Regions from separate parts of the Homo sapiens genome. Here regions 1, 2, 3, 5 and 6 are each linked to region 4. A link is a contact called in ENCODE Hi-C or POLR2A ChIA-PET data. All regions are on one chromosome and are shown on one strand. Each heading gives the region's core, a stretch centred on a gene start or an enhancer-like site at or near the end of the contact. The rest is flanking DNA. Distances are from core to core; before and after follow the strand shown.

The links. Hi-C counts contacts between places; a loop is a spot of excess contacts on that map. ChIA-PET counts read pairs that join two places held with the same protein, here RNA polymerase II (POLR2A). Pooled maps may share reads with other maps.
Region 1: a map of ascending aorta shows a loop between it and region 4 (6-fold over the local background). The contact joins the promoter of FBRSL1 here to the promoter of RAN in region 4. A Hi-C loop is called at or near these places in 2 of 168 maps with a recorded cell type or tissue (CD14-positive monocyte and ascending aorta), 2 of 37 single-sample maps with no recorded cell type and 13 of 50 pooled maps.
Region 2: a map of gastrocnemius medialis shows a loop between it and region 4 (5-fold over the local background). The contact joins the promoter of NOC4L here to the promoter of RAN in region 4. A Hi-C loop is called at or near these places in 1 of 168 maps with a recorded cell type or tissue (gastrocnemius medialis), 2 of 37 single-sample maps with no recorded cell type and 11 of 50 pooled maps.
Region 3: a pooled map shows a loop between it and region 4 (22-fold over the local background). The contact joins the promoter of ANKLE2 here to the promoter of RAN in region 4. A Hi-C loop is called at or near these places in 2 of 37 single-sample maps with no recorded cell type and 9 of 50 pooled maps.
Region 5: a loop to region 4 is called in a map of ascending aorta, with 10 times the contacts of the local background. The contact joins the promoter of GOLGA3 here to the promoter of RAN in region 4. A Hi-C loop is called at or near these places in 1 of 168 maps with a recorded cell type or tissue (ascending aorta) and 7 of 50 pooled maps. POLR2A ChIA-PET finds 5 or more read pairs at or near these places in 1 of 52 experiments (naive thymus-derived CD8-positive, alpha-beta T cell).
Region 6: a loop to region 4 is called in a pooled map, with 19 times the contacts of the local background. The contact joins the promoter of LINC02361 here to the promoter of RAN in region 4. A Hi-C loop is called at or near these places in 11 of 50 pooled maps.

Annotation. Positions count from the first base shown.
Region 1 is chr12:132,488,825-132,492,107 of GRCh38, reverse strand. FBRSL1 (fibrosin like 1) reads right to left here and starts at 1,957. Exons shown (of 19, transcript NM_001367871.1): 1 at 1,247-1,957. The coding sequence starts at 1,537. RefSeq lists enhancers at 306-869, 2,867-2,996 and silencers at 2,027-2,476, 2,607-2,676.
Region 2 is chr12:132,142,926-132,146,305 of GRCh38, reverse strand. NOC4L (nucleolar complex associated 4 homolog) reads right to left here and starts at 1,849. Exons shown (of 15, transcript NM_024078.3): 1 at 1,701-1,849; 2 at 1,332-1,452; 3 at 641-747. The coding sequence starts at 1,817. DDX51 (DEAD-box helicase 51) reads left to right here and starts at 1,987. Exons shown (of 15, transcript NM_175066.4): 1 at 1,987-2,313; 2 at 2,397-2,611. The coding sequence starts at 2,010. RefSeq lists enhancers at 1,767-2,066, 2,996-3,380 and silencers at 2,077-2,126, 2,197-2,396.
Region 3 is chr12:132,760,130-132,763,443 of GRCh38, reverse strand. ANKLE2 (ankyrin repeat and LEM domain containing 2) reads left to right here and starts at 1,612. Exons shown (of 13, transcript NM_015114.3): 1 at 1,612-1,826. The coding sequence starts at 1,646. RefSeq lists enhancers at 944-1,043, 1,398-2,266 and silencers at 1,194-1,483, 1,574-2,163.
Region 4 is chr12:130,870,751-130,873,882 of GRCh38, reverse strand. It overlaps RAN (RAN, member RAS oncogene family), which reads right to left and starts at 1,817. Exons shown (of 7, transcript NM_006325.5): 1 at 1,757-1,817; 2 at 1,254-1,299; 3 at 963-1,047; 4 at 755-880. The coding sequence starts at 1,289. RefSeq lists enhancers at 1-25, 1,254-2,015, 2,513-2,592, 2,016-2,777 and silencers at 1,303-1,512, 1,563-1,702, 1,773-2,232.
Region 5 is chr12:132,827,275-132,830,645 of GRCh38, reverse strand. It overlaps GOLGA3 (golgin A3), which reads left to right and starts at 1,777. Exons shown (of 24, transcript NM_001389683.1): 1 at 1,777-1,843. RefSeq lists silencers at 1,260-1,469, 1,840-1,899, 2,400-2,499 and an enhancer at 1,550-1,689.
Region 6 is chr12:132,188,445-132,191,421 of GRCh38, reverse strand. LINC02361 (long intergenic non-protein coding RNA 2361) reads left to right here and starts at 1,727. Exons shown (of 2, transcript NR_146452.1): 1 at 1,727-2,243. RefSeq lists silencers at 1,207-1,266, 1,397-1,876.

The DNA.
Region 1 (3,283 bases), core at 708-3,207, 1.6 Mb before region 4:
AGTATTGCTCAGTACACGTACAGTCTGTGTCATTATCACCACTGAGAGGGCAGAAGACAGCCCCAGGGCCATCCCGTCCCAGCACAGAGCAATGGCGTGTGCCAGCCCTGGAGCCATCTAATAATGTGCAGGACAGAGGATGGCCAGCCTGTGTGATGAGCCTGGCCACCACCCACCCCGTCCTGGGCCCACAGGAGCCCCAGCTCTGTCCGTGCACTTGGGACACGAAGCCCCAGCTCTGACTGTGCACTCGGGACACGATGCGGCACCTGTTCTGGGGCCACTTCCCTGGCCACCGGCCCTGACCCAAGGCTCTCTACAGTCCCCAGAGTTTGGATGAGAACTTGAAGAGGACTTGCTGCTTCAGGGGCCTGCAGTAGGCATCTCCCCTTTTCCCAAAGCTCAGCTTCTGAGACTGGGGGATCCCAGGCCATGGGCTCCCAAGCCCCTGGAAAAGTGAGAGGGGTTGGAAATGGGGTGATTCTGGGAGTCAAAGTCCAGCAGATGAGGGTCCCCCAAAGTAAGTGCTGCACGGGGCACACCTCGCTGGGCGGGTCTCGGCCCTGGTGCAGGGCAACTTGCTAGCATTCCTGCCCATGCCAGTCCTGGGGAGACAGCGCCTGCCCCAACTCTCAGACAGCATTTAATTTCCTTCTCTGCTCAGCTGAGTTCATGTAAGAGGAGCAGTATTTGCTCAGCAAATACTGTCCGTCAGCCAGACAAGCAATATTTTTGGCCAATCTATTAACCATGCAGCAGGCAGCAGTCACCAAGAGGGGTCTTGAGATTAACCCTCCTTCTCCCCTTCTCAGCAGAGCCCTCGAAGGGAGGAGGGAACGGGATGGCCCGCGGAGTATCCATTTTATCACCACCTCCCTAAGATCCAGCACTGCTCCCTAGCACGTCCTGAACCAGGCAGAGCGATATGCTGGCCACAGAAACACAACTGATAAAAGGCCGACGGTGCTGTCAGACAGCCCCCAATTTCGAAGCGTAGATTTTTTTGCCTCTGCAACTTAAAACGTCCCCAAACCCACCCGACGCTGCTGGGTCTTCCAGATGCGACGGTCTGGGCGAGCGGTGGGCACCCAGGGTCCCTGGAACGGGTACCAAGTGGCCGGGGCTTCCCTCAGGGCTGCCCACGGCGCGGGCGGTCGCAAGCCCAGGGGTCCCGGGATCGCCCGACGCGTCAACTCCGGGCCCCGTTCTCGCCTCAACGCCTGCGAAGCCGCACCCGTCCACCTACCTCCAGGGCCTCCAGGGTGCTGAAGCTGGCGATGGCGAAGCCGTCGATGACCTCCTCCTCCTGCGAGCTGGACTCGCGGCGGCGGCGGCGCGGGGGACGCGCGGTGCGGGGCGCGGGGGCGGCGCCTCGGGGGGGCGCGCCGCGGAGGCCCGCGTTCTCCTTGCCGGGGCTGGGCTCGGGCTCGTCGCCCGACGACGGACTCTGGGCGCGGGCGTCGCGGGCGGCCTCCCGGCGCCGGCCACGGTCCCGCTGCGCGCGCGAGCGCCGGCTCGGGCGGACCTTGGCCTCCATGGCCGCGCGTGCGCCCCGTCGGGCCGGTGACCTTGACGCCCCGCGCCTGGCTCGCAGCAGGCGGGCTCCCTCGGCTACGCGGCGCCGCCGGGCTGAGTGTGCGCCGCGCGGGCTCGGGCCCTGGGCGGCGGCGGGCGGCGGGCCGGGCCGGGCATGCCGGGCGCGGGGGGCGGCTCAGCCCCGGGCCCGGCGCGGCCTGGGACCCCCGGCGCGGGCGGCTGGGCGCATCGGCGGGGGCGGGCCCGGCGCTCAGCGGCCCTCGGCCGCCCCCCCGGGGGCGCGCCCCATGCGCGCGGCGCGGCGATCGGGCCGAGCGGGCGGGGCCGGGCGGGCGCGGCAGGCGGCAGGCGGGAGGCGGCCGGGCTCCTGGGCACCGGGCTCGTGAGGCGGCGGCGGCGCCCCGAACAGATAACAACTGACGCACTTCCGCCCGGCTGCGCTCGCCAGAGGAAGTGAGGGCCGCCGCGGGCGCCCGCGCGCCCCGCCCCGACCACGCCCCTGCCCCGCCCCGCTCATAAGGCTCCGCCCCCACCCCGCACACGCGGCCCGCCCCGCTCACAAGGCTCCGGCCCCTCCCCGCCCCATTCACGCAGGCCCCGCCCCCCGCAGGCTCCGCCCCCTCCCCGACCCGCTCACGCAGGCCCCGGCCCCGCCCCTCCCGGGCGCTCCCGCTAATTCAGGCCCCGCCCCACCCGCAGGTGCCCGCCCTTCGACCTCGCCCCCTAGCCGCGCCCCTCCCCGGCGCCCCGACCTCCGCTGCAGCCGGCGGTGATCCGCTCGGCTCCTTCCTGGGAGGGCGCTGGGATGCCGCGGCCCCTCCGTGGGCACCTGCGGGCGGCGCTCTCCAAGCGGGAGGCGGGGGCAGCGCCGCCCTCCTCTGCGGGACTGGGGTCCCCGGCCGCGGGCGGCTTCCGAGGAGGACGAGGGGCCTCCGGTCTCGCGGAACCGAAGTCCTGCCCTCGGCGAGCGTGGAAGGGACGGGGAAGGGGCGGGGAGGACCGGGGGAGGGTCCTCGGCCAGGCGGTGCCCCCTCCCCGCGTCCCCGCGGACCCTCCCAGGCCTCCTAGGATGCGGGAGGGGTCTGTCCGCGTCCCCGCCCCGCGCCACGTGCCCCCAAGTCCCACAAGAAGGCGGCTCCCGCCACCGAGACCCCCGGGAACGCGCCCAGCGAGGCGGGGGCTGCTGCCAGACACGGAGCGCAGTGTGGAGGGCGGCGCGGGCAGGAAGCGCACGGAGGCGGCTGCGGTTGCGAGGCAGGCGCGGGGCGAACTTCCTCCTCCACCCCCAGGACAGGCCGAGCTCGGAGGGGCCCGCCTGGTGGGGTTTTCTGAGCCCAGGGGCCCCTTGCGCGTGGGCACTGGAGTCATTGATTCATGCAGCGCGTATTTGCCAGATGCCTCCTGTGTCCAGGCTCTGTTGGTGACCCCGCAGCGGCTGAGATAGACTACCCTCTTAGAAGTGGGAGAGAGACCCTGAACACAGGGCCAAATAGAATATCAGCCAAGGATAATCTGAAGAAAATCGAACGGGGAGGTGTCACAGAGAGTGGGCATTGGGTGGTCCAGAGGGCCTCCCCGAGGAGTGACGACTCCGAGCCCCAGCAGTCATGGGCACCCTGTTTCAGGTCGGGGCTACACCCCTGCACAGGCCCTCGGAGAAGAATGGTGGTTTGCTGGAGGGCGGAGGGGAGGGTGCCCAAGACAGTGGTGGGACCCTGCCCTCGGTTGCCCTTAGTGGGAACGGGTC
Region 2 (3,380 bases), core at 600-3,099, 1.3 Mb before region 4:
CGAACTTCGAACACGCCGATGAGTGGAAGAAGCCACATACCGTATGATCCCCCTTATGAGGAGCGTCTAAAAAAAGCAAACCCATTGATCCAGGAAGTAACCACTGATCCAGGAGTGGCTGCCTGGGGCTGGGGGTGGAAAGGGGCGGGATATGGAAGCGATGGTAACTGGTACAGGATTTCTTTTCGGGGCGATAAAGATGTTCTGGGATAGCGGCAACCACTGCACAACACAGTAACAGATGCTAACTTCTCAGCTTTAAACGGTAAACTGTGCCTCAGTTATTCCTCACTACAGATTTTAAGAAAGCTCATAATGCATTCCCATGGCTGCAGACCACAGTGTGATCTGAGCAAACACATCTGTGGACTGGCACGAGGCTTGGTGTGCGTGCTCTATGCAAACACAGAGATCCCCGTGGATGCCACTGGAAATGAACACGGATTCTGCGTCTTCAATATTCACTACAGGACTCGATAGCCATGTTTCTGAATGGGACTGAACACCCACAGGGTGATGCTCCCATGAAGGAAGCAGCTTTGCCTGGACAATTGTGGGAGCCCCAGACCTCTGCTTTGTGGATAACCTGGGAGTTGGGGTGCAGGGGATGGACAAGGATGAGGCCAGCCCAATGACCCACCTTGACCTGAAAGGAGGGGTGGCCCAGGAGCTCTCCCAAGCGATTGCAGCAGCTGTGATAGCGGTGTCTCATCCACACCTTGTACTTCCGTGTGGCTCCCTGGGACCCTGCAGACAGGTTAGGGTGGTCAGCCCACGTGAGGCCCACATACGCCACCCTGGGCCCAGCCCAAAATCTCAGGCCTGGCTCCACCCTCCCATTGTCTTCTACTCAGCCTCCGCAGGTGGAAACAGGTCGCTAAGGCCCCCAGACCTGTGCTGAGACCAGCACATTCCCTGAGCCCTGCAAACAGGAAGAGCACCTCCTACCCCAGGACTGCCCCAGCCAAGCTGCCAGGAGCAGGATCCACATCCCCTCTCTTTACTCCAAGACCTGACGTCCCCAGGATGGGGACATAAAGGAAGCTCCGAGTTTAAGCGACCGTGTCAGGATCAGTCAACATCAAATTACAAAAGGGGTGCAAAGCACACAAAAAGTCGTACCTTGTCCAGTGTTCATCTACACTCAGCTGCAGGGCACCCATGTCACCCCTGCCCCAACGCCACCATCCATCTTCCACGGTGGGCTTGGTGCGTCCTCCCACCAGCCTGCACGGCCTGTGCCAGGGTTGGGGGCGCTCATCCCATGGTGACAAAGCCTCCCTCCGACCCACGGAAAGAGAAGAGCAGCCCCGGGGCCCTCCAGGGCTCACCTGTCATGACCATCTCCTCAGAGGGCAGCTGGCCCACAAACAGCTCTCCCCGCTCCAGCAAGGCCCCGAAAAGACGGCTGCACGTGCGGACTGCTTCCTGGATCTCCTCCTGGTCCTCAGACTGCAGGAGAGGCGGCGGCAGGGTGCCCGGCCGCCAACTGTCACCTTCGCCCCTGCCTAGGCTGCCCCCAACCCGTTCCCTTCCCCCTCGGGACGCCAGCCCCGTCACCCCCGACCCGTGACCCACACGCCTCCCACCCTGACCCCCCAACGCCGTCTCGGAACCTCCTGGGGACCTGCCGCCGCAGCCCCCCATTCAAGTCCCGCTCCCGTGCCGCGACTCCGGCCCTGCGACGCCGCCAGGCCCACCTGCAGCACGGCCAGGATGTCGAACACGGCGTTGGCCTCACTGCGGCTCGCCAGCACCGCCTCCAGCCGGCGGCCCAGAGCCCGGCGAACTCCCGCGGCGCCCGGCTCCCGCTCCATGCCGCCCCCAACACGGAACAACGCGGATTCTCAGCCGCCGGCGCTCCCGTGACGTCACCACTGCGCGTAGAACCCGACGTCATCTCTACGCGCCGTACCCCAACCCCATCTTTTGCGCGGAGCCCGAGTCGCAGGCGTGCCGCCGACGTCATCGCAGCGCGCCACGCCCGAGTCCCAGGCGTGCGGCTGGCCATGGCGCTGTTCTACGTCGCGCGGTACCCGGGCCCCGATGCGGCAGCTGCGGCGGGGCCGGAGGGCGCGGAGGCCGGGGCGCACGGCAGGGCCCGCGCGCTGCTCGAGCGGCTGCAGAGCCGGGCCCGCGAACGGCAGCAGCAGCGGGAGCCCGCGCAGACCGAGGCGGCTGCATCGACCGAGCCGGCGACCAGGAGGCGACGGCGGCCCCGGCGGCGGCGGCGGGTGAACGACGCGGAGCCGGGGAGCCCGGAGGCGCCGCAGGGAAAGCGACGGAAGGCGGACGGCGAGGACGCGGGCGCAGGTGGGCCGCGGGGCGAGCGGGCTCCCTCTGGGGCGCCGGCGACTCGGTGCTGACGCGCTGCCGGGTGGGTGTCTGCCTCGCAGAAAGCAACGAGGAGGCGCCAGGGGAGCCCAGCGCAGGGAGCAGCGAGGAGGCGCCAGGGGAGCCCAGCGCAGGGAGCAGCGAGGAGGCGCCGGGGGAGCGCAGCACCAGCGCCAGCGCCGAGGCGGCCCCAGATGGACCGGCCCTGGAGGAGGCGGCCGGACCCCTGGTCCCCGGCCTGGTGCTGGGGGGGTTCGGGAAGAGGAAGGCGCCGAAGGTGAGCCTCGGCGGGCGGGAGGGTGGTCGGCGTGAGAGGGTAGGCTGCGCGGATTCTTAAGTGCGGCGGTCGCCCCGGAAGATTTCGTTCAGCGAATGTTCCCGGGTCACAGCCGCGCCTCGCTGCCAGGTCTGCAGTTTCATCGCCTAGGGGTCTGGATCCTGCACGTGCAGAGCTCCCGTTTCCTCTGCTAGGCTTGCCCCTGTCCTCCCGCCGCGCCGCGCCAGTTCTGCAAGATGTGTTTGCGTGAACGTGCGGGGTTTCCTGCTGTGCGCTCACCGCCTCAGGAGTAAGTCAGAGGCCGTTCTGCAAGCTCCTGACCGTTGGTGTTTTTGCTTAGCACGTGTGGTTTTCGGTAAAGAGATTTCCGGCGAGACAGGTGAAGAAAGCGAGAAGTTTGACAGAGTGCTCGGGCACCTTAGGTAGGGCAGGTGGAGGAGGTTCTCTTTGAGTTGGGATGCAAAGACTTGAAGCCAGGTCAAGGTTGGGGGTTGGGGGTGCCAGGCAGAGGCCTCGAGGCAGGGACGCCGGCGTGGCTGGGGCAGGCGAGCGCCAGGTCACAGGACCTCCTGGCTGCGGGAGGGTGGGTGCCACTGTGGGTTGATGGGAGGCTACAGAGTGAGTTTGCTCAGGGAGTGGCATCTGCTTTTACTGTTTAACTTCTGAAGGCTGTATGGAAAGCGCATCCTGGGGCTGAGAAGGAGCTGAAGACGACAGAGGTTTCCCCAGCCTCCCTCCCCTAGCTTTTTCCACCGTGGGCTTCTGCGCG
Region 3 (3,314 bases), core at 363-2,862, 1.9 Mb before region 4:
ACGCCCGGCCAAGGGGGGTTAGGGTTTCAACATACGAACGCTGGGGACAGACACTCAGAATACAGCAGAGGTGTACGTTTAACTTTGAAAGAAACTGCCTCACTATTTTCCAAGGTGGTTAACTCAGTGTTTGCTCTTGCCAGCAAAATTTGATATTGCCAATTTTTAAATTTTAGCCATTCTGGTGGATTTCAAGCAGCATCTCATCGTGGTTTGAATTTCCATTTCATCCATCTTCAAAATTACTGACCCTTTCTTCTGTAGTGCCCAACCAACCATTAGTACCATCCAATGATATTTTTTAAGAGATGGGGTCTTGCTATGTTGGTCAGGCTGGCGTGCAGTGGCTATTCACAGGCGAGATCACGCTCATGGCAGCCTCGAACTCCCGGACTGAAACTACCATCACCCCTCACGCTCCAGAGTTGCTGAGACTACAGACCTGAGCCACCTCGCTCAGATCAATTATGTTTTTAACCAAGGATATCAATTATATTTTTCAGGTCTTTCATTTTCATTTAATAATATCTAAATTAGGCGGGGCGCGGTGGCTCACGCCTGTAATCCCAGCACTTTGGGAGGCCGAGGCTGGTGGATCACTTGACATCAAGAATTCGAGACCAGTCTGGCCAACATGAGGAAACCCCGTCTCTACTAAACATGCAAAAATTAGCCAGGCGTGGTGGTGGGCACCTGTAATCCCAGCTACTTGGGAGGCTGAGGCAGGAGAATCGCTTGAGCCCAGGAGGCGGAGGCTGCAGTGAGCCGAGATCGCGCCACTGCACTTCAGCCTGGGCGACAGAGCAAGACACCGCATCAAAAAATAAATAAAACATCTAAATTACATACAGTAAAATCCTCCTTCCCTTTTTCGAGACAGGGTCTCACTATTAGGTTGGTGCAAAAGTAATTGCGGCTTTTACCATGACTTTCAAAATATTTGCCCGGGCTGGTCTCGAGCTCCCGGGCCGTGGGGATCCTCCCGCCTCGCCTCCCAAGGCGCTGGGACTCCGGACGCAGCCGCCGCGCCCGGCAAAATCCGCGCTTTCAACTGCGCGTCAGGGCCCCTTGGTGAAGGAGCGGGAAGCTCCGCCGGTCTCCATAGCGCCGGCGGCCTGTTCTGCGGGTTCGCGGGGGAGTGAGAGGCGCTTCCTCACTCCTGCTCCAGGACGGGACGACGGCCGCAAACAGTACTCGGGCTCGGAGCACACGAACCCGGAGGCCGCTTCGTTCTCGGAGACGCACAGCGCCCCACGGACGCCAGGCCGGGGCCGGGAGGCGCGAAGAAGCGCCGCCCCGCGCCCGGCCCCGCCCTGGTGGCCTCCCCGGGCCCCAGCCCCGGCCCCCGCCAGCACATTGCGCTCCCCGCGCCTCGCCGGTCCCAGGACCCCGCGTCGGGCTGCCCGCGCCCCGCCTGCCGCGCCCGCCCGTCCGCTCGCCCGTTCCCGCCCGCTTGGGTCCCAGGGCCGGGGCCGCGCCCTCGCCGGGCCTCCGCGAGCGGGGCCGCCGTCCGTGTCCCCCGCGCCGCCCCGGCCGCCTCGAGCGCGGCGCCGTCAGGCAGGGCGCGGGCAGCCCGGCGCGGGGTCCTGGGACGGGCGCGGCGCGGGGCGCGGGCTTCTCGGCGGCTGCGGCCCGGGCGGCGGCGATGCTGTGGCCGCGGCTGGCGGCGGCCGAGTGGGCGGCGCTGGCCTGGGAGCTGCTGGGCGCCTCGGTGCTGCTGATCGCTGTGCGGTGGCTGGTGCGGCGGCTGGGCCCGCGGCCGGGAGGTCTGGGCCGCAGCGGGACCCCAGTTCCTCCGCCAAGCGCGGCCGCCGCCCCCGCCTCAGGTAAGGCCCAGGCGGTCGCTGGGTCCCCGCACCCTGGCCCCTTCCCCGCCCCGACGCCCTCCTCGGGCCTGGGGTCCCGGCCGCGCCCCTGGAGCCGGCAGCAGTTGGGCGAGGCGGCCGGGGAAACCAGGGCCGGTCGGGAAAGGCCATTCCGGCCGCGGAAAGGGCAGTTGCGGGGACTTGGCTTCCCGGGCCGGGGGCGGAGGGGCCACGCCGGGTTCGGGGGTGAGAGCTTTCCCGGGCCCTGGAGCAGCCTCCGGGGAAGGCGGCGGGGGCCCGGCGAGGCGTTAGCGGAGACTCTTGCTGCGGTCTCTCGAGACCTGGGGAGGGATGGCCCAAAGGAGGGCGGCGCGGGGAGGAAACCCCTGGGTCCCGGATGTGTTTGGAACGTGAAGCCATTGCGGTTACTGGTCATGGAACATAAGGCAGAGACGGAAAAGGCAAATGTAACTCAGGGGTTTGGGGCCAGAGGAAGAGGGAGAAGGTGGCCATTTATTGCTTTGCGGTAGACTGTCGGGTCTGGGTGATGTGGAGATCAGAGGTGGGTTTTGGTCGTTTTAAGTTTGAGGTAACTGATACAGTGAACTGTGTATTTCAGCTCCATCCCCTTTTCCTGGCATACAACTCTTGAAATCCCGGGAACCTCCAAAGTGATGTCTTTTGTAGGCTGAGTGGACTGGTGGCCGGCAGCCCCTAGGGAGCTTCTGGATGGGGCTGGTCGCAGGAAAGACCAAGGCAGGGTTAGAGGTTCTGGGGACTTTCAGCCCCACCCCCAACCTCTGGGGAGGAGAGAGGGGTGAAGGTTGCGTTGATCACCAGTGGCTGATGAATCACGCCTGTGAAATGAAGTTCCTGTAAAAACCCAAAAGGGCTGGGTTCAGGGAGCTTCCAGATAGTACGTGGGGGTTCCTGGAGGCGGTGCCCAGAGAGGCCCTGAATTTCCAAGCGCTTCCCCCCGGTTTTACGTCACGCATCTCTTCACCTGTATTCTTTGTAATCCTTTATACTCTGCTGGTAAGTGTAAGTAAAACATGTCTGTGAGTTCGGGAGCCACTCTAGCAAATTACCGCAACCTGAGGAGGTCACCGGGTTACGCCCCGTCGGTCCCAAGCGCAGGTCAAACAACCTGGGCACTGGAAGTGGGGGGCAGTCTTGCGGGGCTGAGCCGTTAACCTGTGGGGGTCTGCTGGTATCTCCAGGAAGACGCTGTCAGAATAGATGACTGAATTAGGATGACAGACGACACCCAGCCTGTGTCCACTGCAGAACTGACGACCTGCGTGATTTGTGGGGAGAAAATCCCCACATACCTGGTGTCCGAAGCATGTTGCAAGACTAGTGGGAGAAACTGAGTTTGTTTTTACTCTAAATTGTCAGACTGTTAGTCACTGCGGAGAGGTGCTTTCTGATGATTGAGTGGGGATTCCTGTCCAATTGTGTGAGTTTGTGTCTCGGCCCTACCACTTTTTTTTTTTTTTTTTTTTGAAA
Region 4 (3,132 bases), core at 568-3,067:
AATTAAATAAATAAATAACCCAGATAAAGCCTATATATTCACCTGCAGGAATAACTATGGTACAGTTAGCAAGGCAAGAAACCACAACTTTTTGGTTAAAGGATTCTTTTGGGGGAAATTCTTGTGTTTATTTGTACATGCTCAAGGAAAGCAAAAGGCATGGAATGATTCCAGATAATGTGTTATCGGCAACGTGAGGTTCCAAGAGAGATGAGTATTTTCTTGATTCCTCTTTTTGGTACAATGAACATTTTCCTTGCAATTTTTAAATCAAACTATTTGAGAAAAATACTCTGCACAACTTAGTACAAACAATTTAACAAGAAATCAGCTAGTCTTGTATAACACTTGTTAAGATCTCCTATCTCCTCTGGTCTAGTATCTGGTGTTTATTGTTTTCTAATACAGTAAAAACATTCATTGATCACCACACCAAAATACATACATGAACCTAAGTTTCCAAATACTGAAACTGCTGTTAACAGCCTATTATTGTTTTAAATATGACTTATAAGTCCCAGTGTAAGTCATAGTTTTTTCTAAAGCATGCCTAGCATGACACAGCATGCAAATGACACAACTTTAATAAAATTTTCTCTGCCACCAAAATGGTGGTCAACTCCCCGAAGTCCACTTGTCTTTTTTTAACCCAAAAATGACACTATTTGTTGGAACAGACCTGATTTTCTATAACCTTGAAGACTGAAGTACACAAAACCTCTCAAAAACCGTTCAGCAAGTTACAAATGCCTACCTTGGATATAATAGCCATCTCTCAGTCCACCGAATTTCTCCTGGCCGGCTGTGTCCCATACATTGAACTTAATAGGTCCTCTGTTGGTGTGGAACACTAGGGGATGAACCTCAACACCCAAGGTGGCTGAAACGGAAACGATGCGATTGAGTGGATGAACTTACCCATTTCTCACATATTTCCACAAGCAAGGTTTTCCAGCACATACCTACATACTTCTTCTCAAATTCACCAGTCAAATGACGTTTCACGAAGGTCGTTTTTCCAGTACCACCATCACCAACCAATACAAGCTGTTGAAAAACACATTTTGGAAGTAAACCCTAAACACTTCACCTCTCAAGATCCCAGAGTCACGGAACTTTAACCACCACAGGCTCACTTAAAACAAAGAATGTGGATGCGGGGCCCCATTACAGCCATCGTGGCCCCAGGAGGAGGGACCCGCGAGTCGCACGCGGTCGGGCTCGGCCGCCTCCCGCCCCGCAGGGTTACCTACTTTGAACTGGACCTGGGGCTCTCCCTGCGCAGCCATCGCGGCGTTCCTGCGGAGGCAGAGGACGGAGGCGAGCGCTCGCGCGGCCCCGCAGCCCATGGCGGCCCCGCTCCCGCGCCCCCAGCGCCCCACGTGCCCGCCCCACAAAGGCCTCCCGCCCGCGGCGCCATGGCGGCCAGGCCTGGGAGCGGGAAGGCGGCGGGCGGGGCCGGCATCCGGGGCGGCGGGGCCCGGGGAACGGCGGCCGGAGGTGTAGGGATGGGAACGGGACTGGGACCGGGACGGGGATGAGAGCGGAGGATGAAACGGGGGTTCGCGGGGGCTAGCGCCGACCCCACGCCCGTCTCCTGCCCCGGCCCGGCCGGGCCCGCACCACCCACCTACTCAGCCGCCCGCTGCCCCTGGGTCCGCCACCCGCCCCGGCCCTGGCCCCGGCTCCGACCCCTATCCCGCCGCCGCCACCCCTGTCCCCGCCCGGCCGTGCCGGGCCCGCCGGGTCGCGATACCTTCCAGAAGCGTCTCCGCGCCCGTCCGACTGAGGCTGGAAAGATGGCGGAAGCGCAATTCAAACGCCGGAGACGCAGCCGACGCCGGCGCGAGAGCAGGGGCGGGGCCGGCGCGGGGCGGGGTTGCAAGGGGCGGGGCAACGGCGCGGCGCCCGCCCACGTGGCCCGCGCGTGCGCGCACGCACGCAACGCGGTTCGGTCGGCCGCTCGGGCGGTCGCTGCGCTTAGGGTGGGGCGGGAGGCGCGGTGGACCGCGTGGGAGGGCGAGCCGGGAGCGCGTACGCAAGCCGGCCGGTGGGGACCGCGTGCGCCGACGCCCCGGGCGGGCTCCCGGGCGCGCATGCGCTGAAAGCGAGGCGGCGCGCCCCTGAGCGGGAGACGTTGGGCGCGGCCCGACGGTCGCGGCTCTCCTGCCTCCCGGGTGGGAGGCGGTACTCGCTCGGGCAGACGTGGTCAGGCACGCGGCTTCCAGGCGCTGGCCAGCCTGTCCTTGTCTGTGCCCCGTGGGGTGGGGGTTCTTGAGGTCCTGGGGCTTAGGGTGGCTCGCGTGCGCGCAGGACGGGTGGGTGACAGAACGAATGAATGAATGAATGGGGTCTAGGCCCGTCCTCCAGAGGCAGCCCGCTGTTCTGTCTCTCCAGATCGTAGCCTTCACGCCCCCAGGACCAGGGCCAGTTGGAGAGCGAGGAACCAGAGAGGGATGCACCCACCCAGAAAAACGGCTACTTATTTTTTTTAAGAGACGGAGTCTCGCTACGTTGCCCAGGCTGGTCTCGAACTCTCAGGCTCGGGCGATCCTCCCGCCTCAGCCTCCCGAGTAGCTGGGACTACAGGCGCGCACCACATCAGGGGTAATTTTTTAAAAATTTTTTTGAGAGACAGAATCTAACTATGTCTCCCAGGCTGGCCTCAGGGGATCCACCCGCCTCGGCCTCCCAAAGCGTCCGGCTTCTCAAAGCGTTTCATAGGTTGGCAGCTTTGGCCGCTGCATGCTACAGACAAAATGATGAAATACTGTTTGCAGTCTGGACGCGTCTACCAGCCCTAGTTACCAACGGGGACGGAATGAGTAAGTGCTCAGCTTCCCAGCCCCCTGTTGGCCTGAAGCTGTAAGAGCCCAAACAAGCTTGAGCTAGAGGGACCCGACTTCCTGGGCGCCCCTGCCGACATGCAGACAGATAAAGGCCCAAATCAGCGCAGTCAAGCGCCTCAGAAGAGTCCACCATGGGGAGAGAGCCGCAGTGACCGAAGAGTCCTCCCTGCAGTCCTGAGCACACTTGCAGGCGAGTCCGCTAGGAACCCCAGTGACGCAAATTAGGCACAAAGCAGGCGACAACCGGCCTGCTGGGAACGCAAGTCCGAGCTCCCCCAGAACC
Region 5 (3,371 bases), core at 528-3,027, 2.0 Mb before region 4:
CACAAGGTTGGTTTGTTTGTTTTGAGATGGAGTCTCGCTCTGTCGCCCAGGCTGGAGTGCAGTGGCACGATCTCAGCTCACTGCAACCTCTGCCTCCCAGGTTCAAGTGATCCCCCTGCCTCAGCCTCCCGAGTAGTTGGGACTACAGGCACACACCACCACGCCCAGCTAATTTTTTTGTATTTTTCATAGAGACAGGGTTCACCATGTTGGCCAGGATAGTCTTGATCTCTTGACCTTGTGATCCACCTGCCTCGGCCTCTCAAGGTGCTGGAATTACAGGCGTGAGACACTGTGCCCGGCTTTTTTTTTTTTTTTTGAGACGGAGTCTTGCTCTGTTGCCCAGGCTGGTGGCACGATCTCCGCTCACTGCAACCTCTCCGCCTCCTGGATTCAAGCGATTCTCCTCCAGCCTCCTGAGTAGCTGGGATTACAGGCACATGCCACCATGCCCGGCTAATTATTATATTTTTAGTAGAGATGGGTTTCACCATTTGGCCTGGCTGGTCTCAAACTCCTGACCTCAGGTAATCCGCCCACCTTGGCCTCCCAAAGTGTTGGGATTACAGGCGTGAGCCACCGCATCCGGTGAAAAGTTTCTAATTTTTTCATGAAGTTTACTCTATCAACTTCTTTTGTGAATTGTGTTTTTTTGGTCAGATCTAAGAACTCTTCCCCAAGCTCTAGATGTGAGAAATTCTGTTTTCTTCTAAAAGTTGTATATTTTACGCCTCAGTCTGATCATTTTGTGTTAGAATTTGCATTTGCAGATAACATGATGGCCCATGTAAAAAATACAAGGATTTTACAACAACAACCGCAAAACACCAAATGAACCCTCAAACTAATGAGTTCAGCGAGGTCTCAGGATAAGAAAATCAACATAGAATTCATCACATTTGTGTAGACCAACAGTGAACACGTGGAAAACGTCAAAAACGCAGTGTTACAGTTGTTTGATGTGAAATACTATAAACTTAAAAGGTGCAGAATCTGTATGCTGAAATTACAAAATGCTGGTGGAAGAAATCAAAAGACCGAAATAAATGGAGGGGCCACCAGGGACGCAGATGAAGGACCGAGTCAGCGATGCCCGTGCTCCCCAAACGATCTGCAGCAGTTCCCATCAAAATCCCAGAAAACTTCGTAGACTGAAGCGTATTCCAAAATCCGCAGAGATGAGCGCAACATCACAGAGGACCCCGAGGCGCCCTCCAGGCCATTTCCTTCCTGACAGCTGGAAGAGCGGCCTGGCGGATGAGGGAAGGTGGAAAGCCGTTCCCCAGCGGCCAGCGGCCCGCGCCGTCCAGCTTTGCCCTTTTTAAAGGGGAAGCAAATAGGGTCCAAAGCAGCGTCGCCTTTGATCTGGCACCTGAAGCGCGAAGGGCGCCGGCCGGGTGGAGGTGCGGGGTTGGGGCGGGGACCCGACTAGGGCGGGCGGGGAAGTCACGCCCACACCGAGCTCGGCCGCGCCCATGCCGAGCCCCGGCCACGCCACTTCCGCCGGAAGCTCGGTTCAGCTTCCTGAAAGAGTTGGTCCTGCAGTTCCGGAAGTTGCGTTTCTACTAGGGAAAGGTCCGCAAACTCTTAAGGTCACTTTCTGAAGGCGGCCTCATCACAGTCGGAGGTGAGCTCGATCCGGACCCTGTGGGCAGAGGGTCCCCGGCCCTAGGGTGGCCACTTGAAGAAGAGGAGGACGTTCTCTGTTCCGGAACGAAAGTAGCGCGTGCAGGCTGTTTCCGGGGACCCGAGGCCGATGCACCGCTCGCCCCGCCCCTCTCACGGCCACGTCTCCGCCGGAGCATCCGGGCCGGGCGGCCTCCGGGGCTGCCAGAGCAGCAGGGTGAGGGGCTCGGAGGCCGCGGCGCCTCGGGGCTCGGGCTCCCGCTCCCGCTCCCGCTCCCGCAGTGCATGGGCGGGGGAGGCTCGAGGGGCGGCGGCGGGGCCTGGGCGCGTCCCTGCAGCGTGGCGGGACGGCCCCGTTCCAGTCACCCCCGCCTCGCTGCGGTGGCCTCGGGCCTGGGCGCCCGCCTTCAGCTGCGGCGGAGCTGGCTCTGTAAATGCCGGTGCCCGCGAGCCCTCCTGAATGCTTGTCTGCGCCCGACGAGCGCGGCCTGTCCCGAAGCTGTCCACTGCCACCACTCGGGCAGTGCTTGCTTTAGCCTGGCCCTTTGCAGCTGAAAGGCGTGACATGGTGTCGGGTGGTTCGTGGGAAGTCGGGGTTTCAGGAGTCCGTGTACTTCCTTGTTTGTCTTTGTCGCTGGCCGACTTGTCTTCATTCCAGGTGGCCAGAGCGAGTGGGGCCGGGCGTTGTCACGGGTATGAACCCGACGAATGTCAGTCGTGTGGCGGGTCCTGGGTATTGTGGGTCTGGGTCACTGCCCCCGCGGAGCCCACCTAGGACAGGGACACCCAGGGTCGCCAGCGAGAGGGTACCGGGCGGTGGTTGGGTGGGGTCCGCTACTCTAAGTGGGAGCCTGGGGGGCGGGCGACTTCCGTGCTAAGGCCTCTATGACGAGAAGCAAGCCAGGCAAAATTGTGAGAAAAGCGCGCCTCAGGCAGAAAGTTTGAAGACCCTGAGGGCGGAGGATGTGGCCACAGTGTAATGGCAAAGGGGGAAAGCGATGGCGGTAAGGATGTTGGTGTAGGCAGGTGCTGGATTCTTAAGAGGTTGGAGTTTATTGTCACTGGGCCAGTGTAAGCCATTTACAGATGACTCATGGATTTTTTTTTTTTTTTTAAGAGACTGGGTGTGTTGCTGTATTGCCCAGGCTGGTGTGGAACTCCTGGCCTCAAGCGATCCTCCCACCCCAGCCTCCCAAAGTGCTGGTGTTACAGGTGTGAGCAGCCACACCCGTCGTCGTGGATTATTTTGAACTGTCTTTTAAACGACATCAACATAGCGCTTTATAACCCTTTAATATCTTTTCAGGCAGTATACCTTAAATGGCAAGAAGGAAATAAATCATCTGACATCACTCAGATTGAAGAGGAGCTTTTTTTCCCCCGATTGCCTTAAGAAGTAGCATACTTTCCCAAGTGAGAATGCCTTCAGTTGGCTTTTAGCGATTTTGACAAGCAACAACTAAAGGGAAAATCGTGATAATTACTGTCATTTTATTGAGGACACGGGACAGACTCTGTGCCTTGTTATATTTAATCCTGGCAAAATTTTGCGTTCATTTTCTCATTGTTTTACTGGTGAGGAAACAGGCTAAATGTGATTAAGAAATCTTTAGCCCAGGCTCTCACAGGTAAGTGGTGGAGGGTCGGGAGCTGAGGCCGGAGTCCTGACTTCCAAGCCTGCCCTTCACGTCTCTGCAGTGACATGAGGCTTGCTTGCTTTTGGTTTTCACTTTGTGTATAGATCT
Region 6 (2,977 bases), core at 478-2,977, 1.3 Mb before region 4:
AGTGCCTAGCTTCCGGCCCGAGACACAAGGAGGGCTTCTAGAGGGATCACCGTCCACGCTGACACTGCTGTCCGGTGACCAGTCCCCGTGCTGGAGCTCACTGGCTGGTGACCAGTCCCCGTGCTGGAGCTCACTGGCCGGCCCGCAGGCCGCCTCTCACACCATGTCCTCCCCACCTGCCAGGCACCGGCTCACCAGCCTGCCGGGCCTGTGAATGCCCCAGTCCCAATCACGAGGCCCTCCCATGTTTGTGCCCAGCGCTGCTGTAACACAGGACCACAGCAGGTGGCTTCAGATGGCAGAATTGATTCCCTCACAGTCCCAGAGTCCAAGGCCCAGGTGCCAGCCCGGCTTCCTCCGAGGGCTCCGGGGCTCCTCCCACCTCCTCCCTCGCTGGGCCTGACCCGTCTCTGCTGCCGGTGGCCTGTTCCTCACCCCACCCCCATGTGTCTCCTCCACGCCTGCACCCTCTCGTCACCTTGCAGGGACAGCAGCCTCGGATTCAGGGCCCACCCTGCTCCAGGGTGGCCTCATCTTAATGTTCCATCAGCTAAGGCCTTCTCTTTAAATAGGTCTCATTCGGGGGTTCTGGGTGGACGTGAATTTTGGAAAGACAGCCCATGACCTTCTCCTATTGCCCAAATAGGCCCAGAAACTTCCCCGAGTCCTCCGAGGTGCAGAGCTGTGCTGAGGTCTGTGGGGAGAAGAGAAAGGCTGACCTGCCCCGCTGGACACGTGCTATCCCCGAGCCCCTCAGTCCATCGTCAGAACGGCCCCTCGACATGTGCGTGGCCAACGAGCACACGGAAAGGCACGACGCCAGCAGGCACCGGGGGCTGCAGAGGAAAGCCACGGCGGCCGGACTGGCTGAAGCACCCACGGGCAGCACGGGCGAGCCTCGGAGCGCCCCAAAGGCCCACCCGCTGCTGGCGGGGTCACGAAAGGCCACGGGCACTTGGAGCCACCATGGGTCACCACCTCCCTATAACCAAAGGTAACTCACAGCACCCCGGCCCGGCAATCTCACACCTGGATTCACCCAAGGGGCATGAAGACACGTCCCCAAAGACTTACAGTAAAATACTCACACCGGCCTTATTCACAATAGTCCAGAGCCGCAAGCAGCCCGGTGCGTGAGCCCTCAAGTCAGGGGCAGCCTCGGCGGGGCCTGTGCCTGAACCGGCCCTTGGCGGAGAGGAGGAGCGGCCGCGCGGCGGGAGAGGGGCCGGGCAAAGCGCACATCCGCCCCTGGAACCCGCACAGCCGGTCACCGCGCGCCCGGCGGGGTCGGAGCCGAGGCTGCCTGTGACCCCGGGAGCTGGGCGGAGGGCACAGGATCCGTCCGGATTTTCTGTGCAACGTCCTGGGAATCTAAAACTGCGTCAAAGTAAAAAGGTCTTTTGGTTTTGTTGTTGTTTATTCTACTTTAATTTCTGGGGCACATGCGCACAACGTGCAGGTTGGTTACAGACGCCCAGCGGCTTCGGAGGTGCCGTGCAGAAAGCGGCTGCCCGAGGCCGGGGGAGGCGCCGGGGAGGGCGGGGAGACGCCGCGGGAACATTCGTCACACCCCGCGGACCTGCCCCCGAGACGGGCGCCGCCTGGGACCCGCGCGCAGTGACTTAAAAGGGCGAAGGGCCGCCCCAGGCCCCGCCCTCGACTCCTCCGTCGCTGCGTCTCCTCCGTGCTCCGTCCCCGGAAAGACGGGCCCCGCCCCGACTCCCTCGGCGAAGAGGCCCCCGCGGCCGGCCGAGCTCCGTGGACTCCGCAGGAGCGGCCCCGCCCCTCACACTACGCCGGGCGGTTCCCTCCGAGCCCCGCCGGGACAGCGTCGACGCTGCACACACCCCAGAGAAGCCAGAGGACGGCGCCTGCACCGGACACAGCGCAACACCGGCACAGCACAGCGTCCACACCACAAGTGAGCCTAGGCAGCTGTGTCTACACTGCAGACGCCGGCCTGAGCGCACGCGTCTTCATGCAGGCTCAGCAGAGGGGGAAGAACACCTCCCCGAGGGTGGAAGAGCTGTGGCCAGCAGACAGATGGACGGACAGACGGACACAGGCGAACAGGCAGCGCAGGGGTGAGCCGAGCCGGTCAAATGGGCCAGGACCCGGCTCCGTGTGCCCTTCACAGTCAGGATGACAGAACCCCGTGGAATATGAAAAATGCCGGGAGACAGACCCCGGAGGCACAGCCCCTCACCGGGCAGGGAGGCCGCCAGAGGGAAGCGCAGCTCCAGGTGCGCGCCCCCCCACGCCCACCCCATCCCCCGCTGGGCAGGGAGGGACCCCACCTGCGCCCTCAGGCGGTGCTCAAGATGGGGATAGGGTGAGCTGCAGAACCGATTTCATCTCTGGAGTGAAATGGAATGATGGGTTTGTGTGAAATCAGGACAGAGCTGGGGAGGTGGCGGAGCCGGGACGGGAAGAGGGCAGAGCAGTGGGCTCATTCCCCGGAACCAGCATCTCCTGGCCCGGTTTAGCCACTGAGGGAAGCTTCTCTGTGTATTGAGCCTGGCTGCCCAGAGAGCAGCCCCACCCTCCCTCCTGCTCCTGCTCCTCTCCCTCCCCCAACTTCTCGTCCCCTCTTCCTCACCCCTGCCCCCACCTCCAGCCTGACTCTAACGCTGCACTGGCCTTTAGTGTCTCAGAACACAGAGCAGTTGCTGGGCAGAATCCCCCGTGCCACGATGCGTCCACGCACAACACGGGAACTAAACCACCCGAAACGCAGCAGGTTAAAGCAGCGCTGGGCTCCTGGTCCTCACAATTCTCTGGGTCCATGGGGGCTCCCTGGGCTGGCTCATGGGCCGCCATGGTCACCAGCAGGGCTGGCCAGGCCGGGCAGCAGACGGCTCCTGGCAGCTGGCGGGTGGGGCTGGCCGTCGCTGCGGCCTGGGCTGTCCTCCGCACGGCCTCCTGCCTCAGTTTTCTGTTTCTGATGAGCCCCGTATCTAGCGGTTCAGAGCAACGC